2 separate regions of the Homo sapiens genome follow, and region 2 is linked to region 1. A link is a loop called in an ENCODE intact Hi-C map of the cell type or tissue named here. Cell type or tissue: endothelial cell of umbilical vein. All regions are shown on one strand. Each heading gives the region's core, and the rest is flanking DNA. Links, peaks and the distances in the headings are about the cores only.

Evidence for each region. Peaks named below come from ENCODE experiments on the same cell type or tissue, not always from the same donor. Only the 100,000 strongest peaks of a DNase experiment are listed, where the experiment ranks them.
Region 2: a loop joins it to region 1, with 6 times the contacts of the local background. A loop is called at or near these places in 1 of 110 quality-filtered maps.

What each region holds. Positions count from the first base shown.
Region 1 is chr11:128,333,505-128,336,420 of GRCh38, forward strand. It overlaps LOC124902787 (a long non-coding RNA gene), which reads right to left and starts at 777. Exons shown (of 2, transcript XR_007062946.1): 1 at 570-777. In endothelial cell of umbilical vein, for the core only: no CTCF peak of the experiment used is centred there; a DNase peak (open chromatin) is centred at 1,277; H3K27ac peaks cover 2,500 bases.
Region 2 is chr11:128,704,031-128,706,946 of GRCh38, forward strand. The region is part of intron 1 of FLI1 (Fli-1 proto-oncogene, ETS transcription factor); the gene reads left to right. Among named protein-coding and RNA genes, the nearest start is that of SENCR, 9.5 kb to the left of the region's middle. RefSeq lists a silencer at 688-777. In endothelial cell of umbilical vein, for the core only: no CTCF peak of the experiment used is centred there; a DNase peak (open chromatin) is centred at 1,681; H3K27ac peaks cover 2,500 bases.

The DNA of each region.
Region 1 (2,916 bases), core at 92-2,591:
ATCAGTAGGAGAGGCTCAGGGCCTGCCTTTGTAAAGCTTACATTTTAGAGAAAGAAATGACTGTTATGTAATTGATTACCTAATTAGATTTTTAATCATGTTTATGATGAAGCACTCTAAAACAGAATAATAATTGATACAAGGAACATTCAATCTGGGGAGTTCATAATTTCTGCAAAAGGTATATTTTATGTCACAAATATCTTTGTACATGGAAATCACCCTGTAACTTAGAAACACCTGGTATGCTTTAACATGAAGAAATGGAGCACATGCCAGCTCCTCTAACTCAGTCTGTGTGTCAGGGTAAAATATATATTTCCAGTGCTGGGCAAAGATGGAAAAGAAAAATAAGTTGACCTAAAATCTTTCTGTTTCTGTAAGTTTAGCGTCTCATAGATCCTCAGTGACCAACCCCATGTGGTGAGGAAAAATGAAGCCTAAAGAATTTCAGTCGTCTATCTTTTGCATAGCTAATCGTAGAAAGAACTAGGAACTGTCCCACAAAAAAAAAAACAAAATAATAATCTAGGTCCTTCAGGCAGCTTTGCAAATAGCCACTTACTCACCTGCTTAACCAGCAAGTAATAATTCATGCTGGACAAGTGACGAAGAATCCCACTTTGGTTTATTGCCTTTCCCATAGCTCTTCAAATGTTTGATCTCATTTGCAAGGTTATATTCTGAATACAAAAATGCATCTCTCCCCACGGCCAGTGAAGGGCGGCATACTAATCTTCCATTCCCATCCACACACCAAGTGAATCTGGGGAGACTAAACCAAAGTTCAGCTCTGGGGCATTGTTTGTTTCCCTGCAGATCCTCTTTCCCTTCCTTTGGTGCCTATTTGCTTACCAGGGTGAACACAAGGCAGAAAATGCAGCCCTGAGCCCACTGTCACCACCGGTGAGGAATGGTGTCCTCTGAACACTCAACTAGCTTCCACCAGCTTCCGGTAAGTGAAGCAAAACAGAGACCTTTGACATGTAGAGACCAGGGAGAGGTTCTTGAAGGAACAATGGGACATACTGTGGACTGTTTACAGACCCTGCTACCCTCTGTTGTGGCTACTGAGTCACCGGCAATTTGTATAGTTTGATTCACAACCCCCAGGCCCCCCTGGACCGCCAGCGCCAGTATCTGCTTCTGCTCCATTATTGTCACTGATGGACTCATCCTGGCCTTCCCCACCCCCCACACCCACTGCCGCCATCATCATTTCCCCTATTGTTTGCCGAGCCTGGCCCTGACCCCTGGGTATTTATAAAGGCCACTTCCCACTGCATCATTGTGTGCTCTGTGGCCCTCAGCTCCCCACATTTCCTGACAACGTGGGGGTGGCGGGGAAGGGCTTGTTAACAACCCGAGTCCAGCTCCCAACTTCCTCCATGTCCTGTTTACTGCACTCTGCAAGCATCTCCCTGGCCACTCCTCAAGCAGAGTCCGCAGGCTCTGACTTATCCCAATGTGGGCTGCAGTGAGGGAAATCCTATTTCAGCCTCGCAGTTTGCCTGCAGTAAAACAAGCCAAAGAGCAAAGGGCTTCTTGTGTAATGGAATGGGACTCAAAAGGTGTTTCTGTCTCTGGATTAAACCACTGGTGTTTTGAGTCCAAGCTGGAGATGTCGGACTTGGAGAGTTACACATGCAGCCTCTTTCCCTGTGTTTCTCAGTGTATGGAATTGCTGACAATTGCAGTCTCCACATTACCTCTTGGGTTCTCTGGAGCTTGGAGCCTGAAGGTATACACTGCCAGGGCTATCATACATTTAGACAAAAGTCCTGCCCTGTGGGCAAACGTGAGGGAAGGTAGACAGAAATACGGCATTTCTGTATTTTCTAGAATGTATTTTCTTTTTTCCTCCACCTTTTCCTTGCTTTCCATTAGAAGCGTCATCCGCTTTTGTGGAATGATGCATTACATTATACACATTGGTAAATGGAACGAAGAGTTGCTTTGTGCATCTGTGACTATAATCTTTCAACATTTGTTTTTTGTTTGTTTTCTGACTTAAGTTGATAAGGAGCTCCTTTCATTTTTCCAAACCAAGATGAAAGAAACAGGCTCACTCAGAGAGTTTAAAAACTCACTTAAGGTCATGAGCCAGTTGCAAAGCCCCTTCCCTATCTAAAAGCACTAGGGCTTATAGCTTTGGTCATTTGCTGTTTCTTCCCTTGGTGCTTTGCTGTGCCCGATCTGCCCATCCGTCCTTTCACCATTCATGTACTCTTCTGGGAGCGTGATGGGATTCCTGGGGTTACATCCACCAAAAGCACAAACTCTGTTTAGAAGGATTCATGGCTGAGCCCTTGAGACTCCCAGCTGTCAGAGAAGAACTTTCAAGGCTCAATCCACTGGGATGAGCTTCTCGTCAAATCAGGCGCTAGCCCAGGCCGGCTGTTGTGATGCGTGGTCTCTCCCACTGTGCAGCCTCTCAGCAACTGAGATTTCGGCTGCCCCATGTTGTTTATTATTGCAGTCAGAGCTCTGCCTAGGGTGGGAAACGAGCAAAAGGTGACTGGAGCCCCCATCGTACCCTCCAAGACTACTTTCATCCCTGGATTGTTTGGTTGGGCAAAACCACGATCTTTTCTCAGCATCCGGGTACCAATAGCCAGACACTCTTCTCCATACATTCATTTGGCCACTCTCTCTGTCCCTGATCATCCACACTTCCTTGGGCACACAGCTGAATATGGATGAGTGTTTGGCCTGAGCTGCCTCATCCTCCCGGTCCAATAGCCTCCACCCCTGCCCTCTCTCTCAGCACGCTTCCTGTTTCATTCCCAGTCCAGCGGCTGTGCCAGACTGTGAAGCTCCCAGCAGGCAGCAGGCCAGTCTCAGGACCATGACAGGGTGAGTAATGCACAGGCCAGCCAGCAGGTCAGAGGGCAGCCGCTCCTGGAATTGCATCTC
Region 2 (2,916 bases), core at 126-2,625, 370 kb after region 1:
ATCCCAAACTAGCTATGGGATGTTAGGCAAGTCACTTCACTTCCTCATCATTCATGTTAAAGGTCTTCTCATATATAAAATGAAGGTATGATTTCAAAATTTGCTTTCAGCTCTCATGTTCATTTGACTCTGATCCTAGACAGGCTTTAAAACATTTCTTATTTGGGGGTGTGGATGATAGAACCTCACGTAGATGTTCTATCTGATCCTGTGTGGCTCTTCTCCCATAATCTCAGGGCTACATTTTGTACTGTGGAGTGACCCTCAAGGCCAGGTGAAGGCAGGGGCTCTCAGCAGGTGCTTGGTGAGTTTCTCCGAGCTGGTTGTTTTTATTGCCAAGTGACACTAGAACTGTGCTAATCCCTTTCCGTTAATGCAAACTAAGAATAGGGCCTGACGCCACTCTGGGGTCTTAGATTCTTTTCCGAAATTTGGTCTCATTTAAAACCCAAAACACTCTTTGGCTCCAAGCGTCTTTCCCGTGGCCTTTAAAAAAATCCTGTTTAATTGAAAGGAAATTGAATTTGTCTGGTTTTGATTCATTTACACTTAACTCTTCTAAAAACAATAATTTGATGTCCAAGGAGAATTTTGAGTCTCTTAATGGGTTTTCTGGAAGGCTTTGTTTCTTCTTGTTAAAACAGGAAGTGGTGTTCTATGGGCAAACACAGTCAACCCCAGAAGGCCCCAATTCAGTTTGAAACTGTATCACCCACCATTTTGCATGGGTCCTCATGACCCCAAGCTAAGGCCTTTCTTTCCCTAGTACTCACCTAAGAGAAAGAGATGCTCATCTTTCATCAGAGGGGGAATAAAAATGAGGAAGAACAATCATAGTTATAAAGAGAATAAGTTATCTATCCAGCTCAAGGTGACAATATCTATTCAAACCTTTAAGACATGCACTTGATCCCTGTAACAACCCTGTGATGTATGTAATATTTCCATTTTGAAGAGATTGGGTAAGTTACTCATGGTCATACAGGTAGAAAATAGAAAAGCAATTATTGGAACCTAATCCTGCTTACTTCCAAATTCCATAAAGCTTAGCCACTGTGATACATCACCAGATTGATACATACATCTCCATATAGTTTAGGCTACGAGCCCATCTATGGGGACCATGTAGGTTTTGTTACTATTTGTTTTATCTCTTTGTCTAAGTGACCACTATCCACAGTCTGCACCGGTCAGATTCATGAAACTGCTCAATTCTTCACAACTCTTTATTCAAGAAGGCCTATTTCCCAGGTAAGAAAGCCTGCCTGGCTTTGTTAGCAGGTGCACTGGTGTGAAACTGACAGGTTCTCTTTTTACATAATGATCCAATGAGTTGATTTTTAAATGTTTTATAGCTCAATAGAGAACGGCATATTCTTTGACCTGCCAAGGCTTCCTCCTCTACCCTTGTACCTTCGTTCTTTCTTCCTTTCCTCCTCGAAATCTTGCTCTCTTCTTCATTCTATTCCACTCATATACACACAAAACTATACACAATTTTTTTTAAAAAACATAACAGATTCAGGAGGTTATATAAAACACAAAGAAGGGAATGTTTTGCGAGGTTAAAAGGAAATCATTGAGTAGGGCTGACTTCAGGCTCCAGTTTCTCTTGAATAGCCTTTCTTGTTATTTCAAGGCTGATTGACTTATAACTGCATCCAAAGCTGCCTCACACCAGTTCCTTTTATCAGACCAAGTGAGACTTCCTGTGGACTGGCCCAGCTTCCTGATATATTTCCTTTTTCCTTTGGCAGAACAAAGAAAACCATAGCTCCAAGGATCCTTGGGAGCAAACACAATTTAGCCCTGAAGAACCTATTATTTTAAATTTTTCATTCTCAATGCGTAGGGCCAAGCGCCTGCCTTTGCTTTTTTTTTCCCCACAGCATTCTGTGTAATGTCCCGATGAACCCTATGTGCAATTACCAGGGGTCGATGAGCTACTTGAATTCATCCTAGTTGTAGTTTGATTTTATTCAAAGTAGGAAAATTAAGCCATTTTCAGTGCACAAGCACCCCCACCTCATACACGCATACACCTTCAAGAGGGACGTGGAACACCTCTCTACATAGGGTTTAACCTTTTGTTACCTGAGCTCAACACAACAGGTGTGCAAGGAAACCCTCTTGTCTAGAGATTTCAACCTATCTGTTTTTGCAGTTCTGACTCTAGAAACATGCGTATAGGAGAAGAAGCTTCAAGGTGTATCCAAAGGATCATCAAAGTCAGTTGAAGAAGAAATTCCAGAAATTGAGTTGAGATCGCTGCTTTTCTCTTTTGCCTGGAGTGTCTCCCACATCACTCCATACAACGTGGCCTCACTATTCACTCTACACATTACTACTGAAAGACCTTTAGGCATGACCCAGGGTAACAAGGGAGCACTGTTAAGAAAGTTGCTTGTTTCTCTGTCATATCTCCCAAAGTACCTATCACACATTGCCAACTTAGGATAGCCCCCTCCCCAGTAGTCTCAAAAAGAAAGAGGCCATTGACGGAGAGACAACTGAGGCTTCAAGATGTAGTGTGTCAAAAGATGGGAACCAGGCAAGAGCCCCTGGAAGCAGAACTCAAGTATTCATGCCCCCAAACACCACGCTCTACAATGAGGGTGTTTTCTGGAGCAAAGATATCAAGGCTCATTTAACCCACAGGGACTCCTGCTTCTTTGTTCATTGGTCCTATTTTCTGACCATTGTCATAATATTTCTGGGTGATTGAAGAGGGCACTTTCCATAGGAACCACATGGGTAAGTGAGTAATCATGTAGCCACCCAAATTTTACTAAAGTAGATTTTTCTCTTTAAAAGGATTGCTGATTTGGAAGAGGGTAAACAACAAAACAAATGTAGCTCTTCTGGCAAGAGGCATTTCTTAGGGCTAATTCAACATGGTTAATTCATAATGATTTT